Regions from separate parts of the Mus musculus genome. Here region 2 is linked to region 1. A link is a loop called in an ENCODE intact Hi-C map of the cell type or tissue named here. Cell type or tissue: left cerebral cortex. All regions are shown on one strand. Links, peaks and the distances in the headings refer to the core of each region. The heading gives the core; the rest is flanking DNA.

Region 1 (8,339 bases), core at 165-8,164:
TCCTGTTTTTAATGACATTGAATCCCACTTGATGTGAGCTCCGGGATGAGGAAGAACAGCTACTCCTGATTCTGAAGTCATAATATCAAAGTGGGTGAAAGTTGCGTTTTTTGAGACAGGTGGACAGATCAAGATACCTAGTTATTTCTCTTGTGGCTCTGGCAAAAAACAAGCAAGGAAAGGAAATTTTATTTTGGCTCACAGTTTGAAGATCTCACAAGGATGGCGATAGGGGGAGGCATTAGAGCAGGAACATGACACAGGTGGTCACATCACATCTCCAGAAGAAGCAGAGAGAAATGAACACTAGTGCTCATCTTACCTTGTCACTTTGTTGAATCTGTGACTGAAGCCTATGGTCTGGTGGCACCCTCACACAGGGTGGCTCTTCTCTCCTCCATTAAACTTTTATGGAAACACCCCAGAAGACATACTCAGAGGACGGTGCTTCTAATCCAGTTGATCGTGAAGGATAGCCATCACACTGTGTCTGTGGTTCTGGTCCCAAAGCCTGCTGCTTATGCTTAGGCCCTTGCCGATTGGTGCAGGATCATATGTGTGGAGCTGCTTTGCAAATGGTGTGAATGGGAGACAGGGATACACGATACTTGTTGGCTCATAACCTCATTTTAGTTCTCCTTACTCATTGGTGGCTAGTGACCACCACAGGAGGCTTGACAGTGTATGGAGCTGAGCATCTCTATGTACATTTACTAGTCACTCTTGTCAACCTCTTCCTCCTACACTTTCTGATACAGTCATTATGAGATGCACTATCACGGAAACAAACAAAACCTCACTATGAATTCTGCTCTCTCCAGATTTATAAATAAATTCTCACTTGACCTATTCCTTCTTCTATGGAACTTTACTTTTATCTTCATATCGGGTTAATGAGTTGGGGTGTGGGGCCTGGGGAAATAGGCTTAAGTAAGGTCAAAGTCACATGTGAATGTTAAGAGAGGATTGGAAAATAGTGTTCATTTGAGCACCCACTAGGTGCTCACATTGTTCTCTGGGTATTGGCTGCTTTTTCTGTAGTCTTCTTGACAATGTCACAAAAAAGCATAGCTCCCCAGTTTTACTGGTGCAGAGACTGTTAAACCCTTAGGGGTTAACTAAGAATCAAGATCACATAGCTGGGAGACTCCAGACTCACTGTCTTTTTTTTTTTTTTTTTTTTTTGAAATAGCACACGGTTATTTCTCCAAATTGTCTTTCACATAGCCTGCACATGTTAGATAGATCTTGTACTAGTCACCAAAAGGATGAAATAATTGACATAACACTTGGAGAACAAGCCCAGGACCTGACACAAAGCCACAGCTCCACAGACAAATAGCATTATTTTTAGATTTAATAGCTTATAAGGGAGGTGGTCCTTATAATATGTTGGAATGTGAAAAGAGAGAATCTTGGCTAACTGTAGCTGGCTTATTAGGGGTAGTGCAGGGTAAATGTCACTATGGCTAACTTGCCCCAGACTACCTGGTGAAGACGTAGCAGCTGCTTCCATTAGTGTTTGTGTTTGCTTCGACCTAAATGCGGCTTTCCTCTTCTAGTCTTGGCCTTATTTCGAGGTGATTTTTATGTCATGGCCTGTATACAGTTTTCTGAGCATACCCTTTAGTCAGCATCAGAGAATTTAGCTTGAGAGCTTTAAATTGGAGAGTAGCATTGTGTGTCATGGAAGGATGATGCTGAGTTGGATATAGTGGTGCATGTCCAAACATACTCACCTAAACCAAACCGCTTCCCCCTCAAAAAGCCTTGAGTTCTCTGTCCATGGTGCCGTACCCAAAACTCCCTGAGGTAAGAAACCTGGGCCCTCTCATCTCCTAAACCTATCTTTCCTGAGTAGAGAGACCACAGTTCTGTGGAAACAAGTCTGGGCTGGAAGCTAGGAGATTTAGTGACAGTTCCAATCACTTGCTCTGTGGCCCCAGGCAAACTAGCCAACCTCTCTGTTTCAATGTTCCCACTGGTAAAATTGAGTTGCTAACATTCTGTCATTCCCGGCTCGGAGTGCTGCTGATTTTTCTGTGAGTAAGTGAGACAACAGATGTTAAAGTGGGATATGAATGCTCTGTATGATTATGTTGCTATTATTGCCTCTCAGCCTTTTAATCATACATTTTGACTGTATCGCTTTAATTCACGGAGGCACCCTAAGGCCTAATAACATATAATGCAGTGAGCAGAAAAATCAAACAAACAGATAAATGCACTGGGGGAAAGAAGAGATAACTTTACTATGGATTTCAAGCTTGTGAATATATGGCTGGATAGCTTAGAGTATGTCTCTAAGAAGAAAGATAATAACCAGCGAAGAGTCACCATGTCTGGATGGATAGACAGTGAAGAAGACCACCTTGAAAACTCATTCCTGCTCTGCTTTTGAAAGGATTCTTTGCCCTCCATGAAATGGCTGCAACCATTTTCTTTTGTTTATTGTACTTGCTACCATCCAGGCTATAGGGGATAGAATCCCTAGGTTGTGTATTCTCCTTACAAAACATGGAATCACAATAAACTAAATCCTTACCTCTGAAAGACTCACTTTCTCCATCAAGAAAATGGGCTTCATAGCAGCAATAACTGAAGGTGATGAAGATCACATTTTAAAAGGAGTTTGGGTAGGTGGTAGCTGTCACGATTCTCCCCTGGTATGCTTTGGTACAGGTATTCTATTAAAAGGTCTTTAATTGTCTACTTTTTTTTTTGCCTTTTGTGCATTGTTTTAACTTTTCCAGATGTATTTTTCTCTGATTCTTTTTGTTAAAATTTTATCTTTCAACTCAGAGATCAAACACTGCCATTTCTGACTAATTTAACCATAAGTGGTAGTTTTTCCTACCTAGACTTCCTTTACTATGAACATTTTACCCCAAGAAGGGACTTGTGATTACCTAAGTACATCACTGCTTTCCTCAATGGATGATAAGATCCTGGAAGATGAGATCAGATCTAGCATAGTGCCTGGATTGCAGTAATTGTCCAGAACCTACTTAAATGCACATGTAAGGGCAATGTATGCATTACCTGTCCTCTTAACCTTTGGCAGTAGAGTATGGCTAGAGGAGGTGAGCAGCTACCCATGGCTATTGATATATTGACTGAGAACATTGGGCTTGTATAGTCAAATGGGAGCTTGAATGAGGGTTCCAATTTGGAATAAGGACATGGGAACTGTTAAAGACACATTTCATCATGGTCATTCTTGGTCTAGCCTTGGTCTTGGAGATGTTATGAAAACACAACATTGGCTTTGAAAGGTTTCTTTTTATTTCCAAGCCCAGAGCTAGTGAGCAGTCATGAATCAAGAAATTGTGTAATATGTAATCCTACCAGAAGGTGGCACACTACACTAGTTCCACGGTCTGTTGGCTTTGCTCCTGGGGATTCCCCAAATAAATGTGGGTATTTTGACAGGTAGCATTCCGTGGTGTCTTGCCTATTCTAAAGCCACTGCCTCCTTATTCTGTCTCCATCCCTATGGCACTCTGCTTCCCCATGAGGTATAAAGATGAAAGTGATTCTAGTCCATGGTGAAAACAGCCAATGGATTTTCACCTCTTGGAAGATTTCTGCTGAGGTAAGATGAAGGGGTTGAGGCTACTTCTCAGTTTCTGCGTAGCTACATATCCAACTCAAAGCATAAAACCTTTTAATTCCCATTGTATTAGTAGGGAGTTATTGGTCATTGCCCCTTTTTCAATCAAGGCATGGGAAGAAGGAGAAACGATCACTCTCTTCCTTCCTTCCTTTCTTCCTTCCTTCCTTCCTTCCTTCCTTCCTCCCTCCCTCCCTCCCTCCCTCCCTCTCTCTCTCTCTCTCTCTCTCTCTCTTTCTTTCTTTCTTTCTTTCTTTCTTTCTTTCTTTCTTTCTTTCTTTCCCTCCCTCCCTCCCTCTCTCCCTCCCTCCCTCTCTTTCTCTCTCTCTCTCTCTCTCTTTCTTTCTTTCTTTCTTTCTTTCTTTCTTTCTTTCTTTCTTTCTTTCTTTTCCTTGATGCCTCTGAACTCTCTTATTATTTCTGATTCCTTGTGTGAATTATGGGGAAACACTTCACTTTGTGCCTCTCCCTGATCTCCTATGTGTGCTTAATTTTATTTATATTGCTCTTTATCATCTTCTTGGACTTTCACAAAATATTTCTATGGTGTATAGTGCAAGTAATCATCTCATTTCTTAAAACCCAAGTGATAAAACCTCCTACAATTCTCTGCAATCATCAATCCTGTCTTCCCACAGGGCTGGGGACATGACTTAATCGCTAAAGTGCTTGCCATGCAAATGTGGGGTCCTGAGTCACATTACTAGGACCCACGTAAGAAAGCCTCGTAAGAAAGCCTGGTATGGTGATATGTGCATATAATTTCATTATTGAGGAAATGGAGACAAGAAGACCCCTAGAACTTACTGGCTAGTCAATCTAGTCAAATTAATAAAGTCCGGATGACTTTGAAAAACTTTGCCTCAAAGGGTAAGGTAGACTACTGCTCTAAGGAGTGACATCCAAGGTTGACCCCTGTCTCCACTTGCACATGGACAACAAACATACATGTGAGTCTTACAGGAACACATACAGCTACACACATAAATGCAACAAAGAGTTGGTTTACATGCATCATTTAATTTTTGAATATCTATTGGTTTTTTATGTAAATGCATAGTTTGCCTGCATATATGTTCATTCACTGCTTGTGTGATTGGCACCTGTAGAGAGCAGAAGAGGCCATACTGGAGTCTCTAAAACTAGTTACAGACAGACATGAGGTGCCATATGGGAGCTGGGATTGAAACCTAAGTATTCTGGAAAAGCAGACAAATGTTGTTCAGTGATGTGCCATCTCCCCAGCCAAGATTTAATTATTATTTTTAATTTATGTGTGCACATGTGGGTATGTGCATGTTAGCACAGGTACCCACGGAGGCCGGAGGCATCCTTAAAAGCAGCGAGGCACCCCAGGTTTATGCTGGGAGCTGAGCTCCATCCAGTACTCCGCAAGAGCTGAATGCACTCTTAGTTTCTGAGTCATCTCTCCAGCTGTTTGCTTTTTAAATATAACATATGCTAGTGCTCCTTTAAGAATGTTATACACATATGCAAGGTATTTTGATAATATTCATGTTCACTCTTTTCTCTAACTTCTCTCACACCCACCTTCATTTATCCTAACTTCCTATTATCTTTTGAAATTTTTTGTAACCCACCTAGTCCAGTTTGTGCTATCCATATACTTACCAGAGGGGACCATCCACCGAATCATGGCCAGCCTTCTAGGGACCACACCTTTAAAGAAAATGACTTCCTATCTCCCAGAAGCCATTGATTGTTGATACCTTCTCAGCTTGGGTAGGAGGGAGCTCATGAGCCCCTCACTTCTTGTTATTGAAATATTGATTAGCTTGATCTTGTGCAGGCAGCAGTCATTGTTGGGAGTTCATGGGTGCAGCTGTCTTGTTACTCTTTGACTCCAGGCCTCTGACATGTGGATCTTACAACCCTTGTATCACCCCACCCCCATTTTAAGACCATCTATGAGCCTTGGAAGGCACAGGGTGATGTTAATGTCCCATTTATAGTTGAGCACTCTACAGACTCTTATTTGACCAGTTGTAAGTTTCTGCACGGACTGCTGTTTACTCTGCAAGAAAACCTTAAAACTGATGAGTTCTAAGTGCACACTAACCTATGGGTAGAGAGGTAAGAATTTAGAGAGTATTCTGACTCTATTTGCATTTAGCAAAATAGTAGTATTAGCTTCACCCCCAAGCCTGTGAGCTTTCCAACCTTGGGTTCTTGTCCAGATTCAAGGTGCCAGGCATGTGTTGCTTCCCGTGGAGTAGGACTCTTCAGTCAGGATGTGGATGATGTCCCCCATAACATTTGTGCTACTTTCCCACCCATATTTTACCATGTTGGTCATTATTGTAGTTTATGGGTTTGCAGCTGGATAAGTCTGTTGATGATTTTCCCTCCCCCCACCCCCAACCCCAACCCCAAGCAGTGTGCTTAGCATTTTTTGATACCATAGAATCTGTGTAGCAGGGAGAAAACTTCCTGGTCACTTCCAACTTTATTTCTCTATGTGCTATGGAGAAAGCATGTGGTATCTTCTGCAAGAGGATCTTACCGTCAAGTTCTGGTGAACAACCAAGAGCTTTGACAATAGCCTGTGTTGTTTTAGGGTTGTCTGGGACATACCTGATGAACAACTTGAGGTGCAGTCTTTTTAATATCCCATAGCTTCTGGGAGGATCATTATTGCCTACATATGGCAATATCAATTACATTCTTTTATACAAACTATATATATATATATACATATATATACATAAAGCTTATAAGGTATTATGTTTTCATTTGGCTTTTCAAACATTCCCAGTGTTAATTATCTTGTCTCCCACCCATTCCTCTTCTTACATACCCCATTCAATGTGACCCTAAAAGTTACTATGATAATTTTAGAAGATAGTTATCAATATCCCTATTGTCCTTCTGAAAACACAACTCCATTACAGGAGAATGAATTTCTCAATAATATAAGAAGTACACGAGTGCCTCCATATCCATATAAAGGCATATGCTTTACTCTCTGTATCTACTGTGGATGGTGCAAATAATCCCCAAAACGGATGTAACTCACTTGATGTCTTATATTAATGATTATGGATACTGCTCAATATAAAGACTGAACCCTGGTTCTCAGCATTGTGTTCCTTTCATCACCTTTCTGTAATCTAAGCAGTCATTGGCTGTCTAGGCAGCCCACCTGGCTGGCATCCAACCTCTCAGACCCCTGAGTATGACTTGGTCTCCACTGATTCTGACCCAGAGGAAAAATGTGTAGAACTCATCAGGAAATTATCTTTCCAAAGTTAAAAATAGATTAAAAACAAAGGCTGAGGAAAAAAAAAACTCATCAGCATGCTAACAATGACTGTTTAGATAATGGAGTTGTGGACAGTCTGCTTTTATTTCTCTGTTTCTGTAGTCTTAGAAACTCAGTGAGACTTTATTATTGAAAAAGAAAGAAAGCAAGCGTGACAGTCCAGGTACCAGAGTGGATGTGTCATATGTGTGCTACTTGGTGCTGCTAAATTGGAGTAAGTTGCATGGTGGATGAGTCAAAAAGCAGACATTGTGTTTGTCTTGTAAATAAATGCCACAGCAGGGCCTTTATCATTCTTTAACTCCCTTTTCTTCTTTAGAGCCCCAGTGATAGTCTCAGTTGCCCTGTCTCATACCTTGCTTCTGCCTTGGGGCCCCAGGGTCAGTCATTGTGAAAATGCATAGGCATGCATAGGGCCCGGCAGGCCAGAAAAGATAGAAGGAATCTGGGAATCAGAGCCTCCCATCTCTCTGCAGAGCTGCTGGTTTGAGCTCCTCACTCCACCTGCTGTGGACCTGTGGACTTACATAACACATTCACAGGACTTCATTTTCCAGTAGATTGAAAGCAAAGCCACTGTTGATTTTCTCCAAAAAGATCTATTTGGAAGTGCAATTGCCTGGAATTACATGGTGGGGCGAGAGGCCAGACCTTGCTGTAAATAACTTTCCTCTCAGCCACACACAGAGGCCCAGCTACCATCACTGTCTGTGCTGCGGGCACTTCTGTTTGATGTGGAATATTTATATATATATGAACACAGGTGTGCATAATCTCAGGCTGTTACTTAGCTCATTGCCCCTTCTACTTCTGGAGCCTTGCATCTAAAGGACAGCATCTAAACCCGAGATAAAGAGGAGGAGACACTGGGTTTGTGTCTCTGGTCCCCTATATCAGCCCATTTGTGTGACTTCTTTCCTACTACATATGCCACCTACCCATGGGTTTTTGGAGCTGTATGAGGCCCAAGTCTCGTGAGCATATCCTGGGGTGGCTCAATGAACAAGCAGCGGACTTATTATACAAGAAAATATCCGAACTGTGGCACCAAGGGTGCCAGTGTCAACTCATGGGGTCTTAGAGTAGTACTTACATCTGAGCTTCTGTATCTATACATGAAATCAAGCATACTGCTAAAACCACAACCTACAACAAATAGCTAAAGCCAACCAATTGGTGACAGGGTGGGGGTCAAGAGTACCTCCATCTCAGTGTTCATATGGGGATAAAAGGGAATAATGCCGAGAAATCACAAGACACAGCATCTGACAGCTGGCATGTGCTCTGAAAATTCTGTGGTATTCTGTCTTGCATTTGTCACAATTGTGACAATTGAAATATGAATCAAACAACAATGGGTTTGAAAGTAGCATGGCTCAAGCAAAGGCTGGGTAGGATTCTGTAAAGTATTGGATGCATTTTGGGGGGGACTGACTTTGCTTC
Region 2 (8,339 bases), core at 21-8,020, 310 kb after region 1:
AGGACCTAGGGAGCTGAAGGGGTTTGTAACCCTATAGGAGGAACAACTATATGAACTAACCAGTACACCCAGAACTCCCAGGGACTAAACCACCAACCATAGAGCACACATGGAGGGACTCATGGCTCCAGCTGCATATGTAGCAGAAGATGGCATAGTCGGACATCAATGGGAGGAGAGGCCGTTGGTCCTGTGAAGGCTCTATGCCCCAGTGTAGGGGAATGCCAGGGCCAGGAAGTGGAAGGGGGTGGGATGGTGAGCAGGGGGAGAGGGAAGGGGTTAGGGGGAGGGAGTTTTCGGAGGGGAAACCAGGAAAGAGGATAACATTTGAAATGTAAATAAAGAAAATATCCAAGAGAAAAAGAGAAAAAAACCAAAAAACAAACAAACAAACAAACAAACAAACACCAAGGAGAAGCAGAAGACTGGGATTTGGGTGACAGGCTGTGAATTATCTCCAAGTCCAACTGACCACAGTGACATTGGTGAGTATTCATTCTTGCTGAACCAGCAGTGACAATTCCCAGGTAACCCTGCAAGTACTGGGAGAAAGTGGTGCACAGCACCTCTCCGGAGCTTAACTTTAGAGCTTGGGGGTTGGGACCTCAATGGTTTCTCCTGCTGTGTCCTTTATTTCACATGCATTGACACTGCTCAGGCTTTGGGCTATTTAGAGCATCTCTTCTCTTCCTTTGTGGCTCGGGCTGTTGTCACCTTTACCATAAGATATGTTACCTGAAAAGGCTTTTAAGACGATTCAATCTATTCCCTCCTGCCCCTGTGGATGTAAAGGAGAATTCTCCATTGCCCCATAGCATTATTCTTGGATGCTCTCAGTGAGTAATGATGACAATGGTTGCTAAGCTGCAATGCTTATTCTGTGCTAGATATGGGTCTCTCATATGTCATTAGTTCCGTCAGGCCTTAACAAAAATTATAAGCAGCATTTTATAAAAGAGGAAATGGGAGAAATGAATGATAGAAAACTTACCTGAGCTGTAACTGGCAGAAATGAAGGCCAAAGAAAAATTGGAGCTCTTGTACTGCTTAGGTCTAGAAGGGCACTTTATACTTTGGTCCTCCCAGTACAGAAGCCCCCTCTTCAGGGGTTGAGGAGGCCAGTGGTGTAATGCGTGACTAGCAGATGCCATACCTAGATCAATCCTTGGTACTCAAAAAGTAGATAGACAGATGATAGATAGATAGATAGATAGATAGATAGACAGACAAGACATAAAATAATTTCACCGAATGAGAATTGGTAATGTCCACCCAGCTACCAGTTGATTGCTGGTTTTTGTTTCTGCTTTCCAGGGGTAAGGGTGCAGGAATTCAACACTTTGGACAGCAATAGACTACAATTAGTTCAGAAAATGTAAGATGTTTCTGAAAGCAAGATAGAAATGAATGGATTGATTAAAGTGGAAAGTCAGTAATTAGAGCTTAGTTGGTGTTTTTCTTTTTGGTTAAGTGTAAATCTTGTTTCCTGTACTAAAGCCACTTCTACTAAGCTGGGTTTGGCTCTCCTTGGGTAGGACCTCCAGTTATTCTAATGTAAGTATGGCCTCAGATCACAAAGCCACCCTGGTCTTCTCAGTAGCAAAGCCAGGGATGGAGAACATAAACGGTGTAATGCCTACTGAGCATATGACGTATACTCGGTCAGTCCTTCATACTCTAAAGTTAGATAAATAGATAAAACCAGATAAAACTCCTCAGAGAATGAGAGTTGGTAATGTCCTCTGTTGCTCTATGTGCTTGTAGTCTCCTCAGCCCCAGGTCTTGACACCCCCAGTACCTCAATTTCTCAGTTCTTGGCATCAGGCCTTCTCTCATTTCCAAGGGCTTGCTCAGTTGTTTCCCATTGCTGAGTTTGCCCGTGTCATTCCCAATACCTGGGATTGCCTTATCCATTTTTTTTCCCAACCGAAACTTTCATGTCAGTTGAAAGACAGCTTACTTTAAAAATCTTCCCCCAACTTTCTCTACCTAGAAAACTTGTATTTTATGTTTCATTATTTCCATACACCTTTCCATGTCTTTACATATGAAAAGTATACTCTAAGAGTGAGGTCATTTTCAAAGCATCATCTCCATCCTCATGAGTACCAGGCTTACCCAGGAAGTGGAAACTCTCCAACCCAACCCGAAACCTACTCAGCCAGAGACTCTGCAGTGGACTGGGTCAGTGTACCAAGGCTAAGCTCACCTGGGTCAGTATGCGGCCTTAGCTCTTGCTTTTCTCCTTCTATCTGGACAGATGGACAGCTCTTCCCTGATGCATTTACTTCCCACTCCTACGCAGTGCTCACTCACCTAGTAATTTCCTGCATGGATAAATAATTTTGTTTGACTTTGTAACATTTGTTTAAAGAAGATGATTTGTAACAGTCTTTAAAGGAAGACTGTTTTCAATTTTACAGATTAAAAAAATGAGAGGCCTTGTAGTCCCTAGGACAGAGACATGGCAAGTCCAGTGTATTCACAAATTTTCTCTTTGGAGAAAATGCCCACAGTGGGATGGGTATGCCTCTATTAAGTAGATTCTACCATTGAAGAAAGGTGTCCATGCACCATCTGAAATGAACCTTCTTTCCTTTCTCCTTTACTAAAGCATTTATTGACGATACTGTACCAAATGCTCCTGGGGGTGGGGGTATCCAAAAGGATACTGTCCTCAAAGACCATATATTATCTCGATGTCTCTCTGCCTGCAGTGTGTGTAAGCATGAAAGCCTGTTGCAGATTCACATGTGTATTCAAATGCCAAGCAGATAGTGATACAAAAAAATGACAATATAAACTACTTTCACTTGGAAAATATAGGTAATGCATTTTCATGATTTTGCACATGAAAATGATGAGACCTATTTTCACAAGGCTTGCTTATGACAACAAAATAATACCGGGGACATCTTATTTCTCATCCAAATATTTATTTACCCCAAACAATTTAAGACTATCCTATACAATGTGTATGGATACTTTCTGGGAAGTGTAATGTCCCAGGAAAATAATTGATACATTTTCAACACTACTACATGGTTCACGATAGAGTGGAAGTTGGGTTGTGTGTTCCTTTAAATCATTTACTTCATTTCTGTCTTGCTCCCACTTTTAAAAACTGCCTTTGTTGAAAAGAAAACAAGACCAAAAAAAAAAAAAAAACCCAACAACAACAACAACAACAAAACCAACCCAGCTGTACTTGGCAGCTGGTTTGGAATGATGGCATTGAGGAACAAGGGAATTTGCACAATTAACAGCTATACATAGATCCAATTCCGGCGTGAGCATGTTTAATGGTGTGCCACCCGCCTGGTTCCATGTGATAGGCTGATTAAAATCTTATTTACATTTCTTCCAGGTTCTTACACATCCTGTATTTCTTCTTAAATTTTTATTTGGTTATTGGATTCCGTGGAGGGCAATGAGCCTGGAAAAGAATAGTCCCTCTTCCCAGCTGATGCCAGTTTTATATCATATTTACTCTCAATTTGAAAAGCAGCTTCATAAGCCTGTGAAAGCGCTTATCTCCATCCACTATATCTACCTTAAAAACCACTACATCTTAAGGGCCGTTATGCAGAGTCTCGCATCAATTATTAAAGAAGGATCCGTCGTCAAGTGGATACCTCTGATGTCATAGACGAAGCTGGATATCAGGAGAGGGAGCCTATGATAGCCACTAAATGCTATGATGAGCATTTGAATTTCAAACGCAATATGGTTCCTGGGCTGGATCCTGGAGCTGAAAGCGAAGTGTGAGCTCTGAATACCTTCTTCTGTGTAGTCAGTGGGACTGTGTCAATGCTAATTTCTTACTTCTTGAAGAAAGTACCATCGATTTCCATAAAGAGTTAATGCTTTTAAAACTCCTTTGCAATTTATACCCTACCCCTACCTTAGGAGATGTGTGAAGAGTGACATTGACAAAAGAACTTGCATCTATTGTTGATCAAGGCTTCAAAAGAAAACATGGCCTTTTGAAAGCAGGTACTAAGATTGAATCCAGACAATGTGATACCTGCTTGTTACTTTATAATTGCCTGATCCTGGGTCAGGTTCTCCATCTACACGACGGACGTGTACGTATTGTTTTGCTTACACAGTTAATGGCACTACTCACCATAAATATAAAAAGAAGTACTGTGCAAAGACAATAATTGCTGTGCTTGGGAAATGTGTAAGAGGCACTCAAAGCTGTCTGTCCATCTACAGCCTACATCACTCAAATCTTTGGCAATCTAACCTCACTCCCCGCATCCACTCCTTCCTCCTTTTCCTTCAAACAAAAGAGCGGGCCTCCTAAGGAAATCCACCAAACATGACCTAACACGTTACAACAAGACTAAGCACAAACCCTTCTGTATCGCAGTTGGATTAGGCAACCCAGACCAAGGAAAAGGGTCAAAGAGCCAAAGAAGTCCTTTTCCTGAAAACATGACCAAATATGTGCTTTATCCCCCTCTGGTGGCCATCCCATGAATTGCAGGCATTTTGGGCCTCCAGTGATTGGAAAGAGTAAGTCTAGACAGCTCCTTATGAATTTCAGTAGCTCTGCTCCAAGTTCCACCTTGAGGGCAGTTCCATCCATTTTTCTTTCTTATGGAATCTCAAATGGGCTTGCAACAATAGTGTTCGGCTAAATGTGTCATTTTCTAAGAATGCTCTAATGCTTTTACCCGTACACCTCCAGGGTTTATTCCGGGTTTACTCCGTCACGCTGTTGTCCTCTTCTGCTTTATTTCCTGCCTGCTTAGCCTGTAGGAGGAGGAAGAAAAATTCTACGCTAGTGGAATCGTGCCCTGACTAGTGTCTCTAGCAAAGGCATATAGCCATGGATCATTCCCAGAGGGGAACCATCTAAACTTCTGTTCTGTATTCTTTCATTTTTGTTCTCTGTGGCCCAGACAAGCCATGCTGCTGGCTTAGGAAGTGGGGGGGGGCTTTCAGCAATGAATTTACCTCCCCCTAGCCTTAGCTTTCGTCAAAGAGAAACATATTTTCACTTAAACTTTACCCACACAACACAAACGTACATGGATGAGCCCCTCATCCAGAGTAGCCATGGGCAGTTGAAAATCAGAGGCAGGCTGGAACACAAGACACTGCCCAACTGGGGAGTGGGGAGAGATGGCTTCAACTTCTATCCTAAGCCGCCATGACATTTCATGTTATTATATAGCAATGATAAATAATGCGATAGGTATGAAATAGTTCTTATTGAATTTCCCAACAATACTAGAAAATAATATATATATATGTATATATATATATTTCAAATAAAGAAAGTGGGGCTTGAACAGTTTTCCTAGGTGAGATGCAAGGCTATGGGAAGCAGGAGAAAACTCATGCCTACACCAATATAGCTGAGTACTGTCACTTAGTAGTCTTTTCTCATGTGTATTCTTCATTCACATCACATAGCCTTCATCAATCTTTACATATAATTTTCCCCCTGGAGATTCTGGAATTGGCTTCACATTGCTTCTTTGCTCTGACTCTAAGCAGTCATTATTTCTTGATTAGGGTTGGCATAGATGATAAATCCTATTTTCCATTCAGTGAATAAATGTTTATTAAAGAAAAGGAGGAAGAAAAAGATTCTCTTGGCCAAAGTAGCCAAAAGAAAGCTTCACTAAGGACTATAAATTCAACTCAGCCTTGGAGCAATGGCACAGGGCCTAGATAATTAGAGATAATTGTGATAGTAACTTTATTATTGGGGGCTTTCTATCAGCTACCTCTTGACATTGGCTACTGTTAGTCCATTTTTTTTTAAAGCACATAGCTGGACTGGCCAGATGTTCAGTGAGGGCCCAAGCTTAACTTCCCAGAAATTACATAAAAGCTAGCTGTATGTCAAGAGCATCAGCAATTCTAACACTTCTATGGGAAGATGGAGGATAGAGATGAGAGATCCCCAGAAGCTCCTGGGTCAGCTAATCTCTCATACCATGGCACACACAACATAGAGACCCTGTGTCAAATAAGATGAAAGACCAAGAGAGGCATTGAAGGTTGATCTTTGGCCTCAATGCATACACCATGGCATGCTTACTTCCTTATTTCTACATAGGAACACACACACACACACACACACACACACACACACACACACACACACACACACAGAGAGAGAGAGAGAGAGAGAGAGAGAGAGAGAGAGAGAGAGAGAGAGAGAGAAAGTACAGAGGTACTGAGGTTAGGCGGCTTGTGGGAGATCACACAGGTCTCCCAGCAAAACTGTAGTTCCCACAGTGGATCTAGAGTTCACACTTTAACACATCACATGATTTTAAGAATGCTTGTATTCATTCAGTCAGTTCTTTATTTTAACTCACTGTCACAGAAGAAGTGTTTCATTACAAGGAATGAGTGAATATCTTCTCTTTTTGTAAATAAAAGAAAAAAAATGTTTCTAGGTAAGTGAAAAGGCAAGACCAAAAAGATAGACGTAGGCATGCTAACACTGTTACTGTTGGATGGCATTTGATGGGCCACAGAGTGAACACACATTTGGTAAGGTAGATGGGGAGCAATCTAAGAAATTTGGGTTTCGTTTATCTCTTGATGTGAGGGTTGTCACTCTCTCTGGCTATTCTGTTTTATAGTCCTGCATGATGCAGATTATATGTAATTACTTATACAAGTGCTTATTTTATACTTGGTTGGTTATAGTCTGACAAAGTAATCTCCTCCGTGTGTGTGTGTGTGTGTGTGTGTGTGTGTGTGTGCTGTATGTGCATGTATATTTGATATGCATGTGAAAGCATAAATTTTTATGCCTTCAGCACACAAAGGACGTTACTGTCTTCTGTTGTTAATCTTTACTTTATTTCCTGGGGAGAGGGTCTTTCACTGAGCAAGAAGCTTGCCAATTTGGCTTGTTGATAGGCTCCTAGGATCTGCCTTCATCTGCCTCCCAGTGCTCAGGTTATAGGCACATGTACACTTGACCTCGTATTTACAGCAGGGCTGAGAATTTAAACATAGGCCCTCATGCTTGGAGAGAAGCAATATTATGAAGCCATCTCTCCAAGACTCTCCTGAGCCTTAGGAGATGGGATGAGTTTAACACTTGTGATATGTTTCTACATGTGGAAAGTCAGCATGGAAAAGTGAGAGGTTTGTCTTGGATAACAGTAGCTATCATGTCTAATTCTAATGAGACCTTGGTTATTGACAACTATTTCTTCTGCTTTTCAAGGAACCAATTACCAAACAGGGCAGTTAAGATCCTGTAACAATACATTTAGAATTTTCTGTGGTGAGCAAGTTGCATGTAAATTGGAGGCATTACAGCCAGTTTCATTATATTATCCAAGTCAAATGCCATACTTAGAACAGGAGAAAAGAAATCAATCATGAGAGCCATCTTCACTGAGAAGTCAGTTGTAGGAAAAGACAGAAATGGATCAAAATTCCCCCAGTAGTCACTCCCCCCCCCCCTTATCCGCTATCCTGAGAAAAATCCTATGTCTCAGAAAATGGAATTAATCCAGGTAGTATTTGGATTGCTGCTGCTACTGATAAAGTTGAGAGGAATGAGGCTCCAGCTACCAATGGGCTGAGAACACAAAAGTCAAATCCCATTAAAAACTAGGGGGAATTGCCCATGAAATAAGGTGGCTTTGTTGCTGTGCGGGATGGCTCTGATTTCCAGGGAGGACTGCACACTTAATCAGCCTCTCTCAAGATATTTAGCTTATTTAACTCGATGACATTCGTACCCATAACGCTTTCATCGCTCATCTCAGGCAGAGGAGACAGTCTTGGAGGCGAACAGCACTGAGGCTGAGCTTCCACTTCCGATGTGTTCTGTCATCTCTAAGCTCTATCAGTGCGATGACACTGGGACTATTTGAAAAATAATAATCGTGTTAATGAAAGTGTCTGTGGCTGGTGGTAAAATGTACTTTGGGGCCTCAGAAAAACTAACCAGGATTAACAGAGAGTTGTTTTTTATATGAGAGATTCCCCCCAGGACTCCCACGTATCAGCATGTTAGAAATGAGGGCTAGGGCTGGGGGGCAAAGGATGGAAAGCATTTGAAGTGAGCTGAGAGAATGAGGTGGGGCAACAAGGTGGTCAGCTTTTCAAGTTATTGAGACAGGTTCTCTTTGTAAATTTTGCATGCACTAACCCTGCTTGAGCAGCAGGACAGCAAGTCCCAGGTATTGTACTGTTTTCCCACCCTCTCCCTATACAATGACCACCCATAGGCGCACTCCATAGGATCTGGCTTTTTTATTTTACTTGTATATTGGGATGTGCACTTAGACCCTCACACTTACTTGGCAAGCACTTCACTCCCTGCACCATTTCTGAAGTCT

Evidence for each region. Peaks named below come from ENCODE experiments on the same cell type or tissue, not always from the same donor. Only the 100,000 strongest peaks of a DNase experiment are listed, where the experiment ranks them.
Region 2: it touches region 1 in a loop (4-fold over the local background); 10 of 42 quality-filtered maps call a loop at or near these places.

The regions. Positions count from the first base shown.
Region 1 is chr12:88,988,965-88,997,303 of GRCm38, forward strand. All of the region lies in intron 3 of Nrxn3 (neurexin III), which reads left to right. Among named protein-coding and RNA genes, the nearest start is that of Gm40537, 20 kb to the left of the region's middle. In left cerebral cortex, for the core only: CTCF peaks have their summits at 3,347 (motif pointing right) and 7,452; DNase peaks (open chromatin) are centred at 2,008, 3,384, 4,968 and 7,427; H3K27ac peaks cover 1,360 bases.
Region 2 is chr12:89,297,733-89,306,071 of GRCm38, forward strand. All of the region lies in intron 7 of Nrxn3 (neurexin III), which reads left to right. Among named protein-coding and RNA genes, the nearest start is that of Gm40537, 330 kb to the left of the region's middle. In left cerebral cortex, for the core only: a CTCF peak has its summit at 4,486 (motif pointing left); a DNase peak (open chromatin) is centred at 4,481.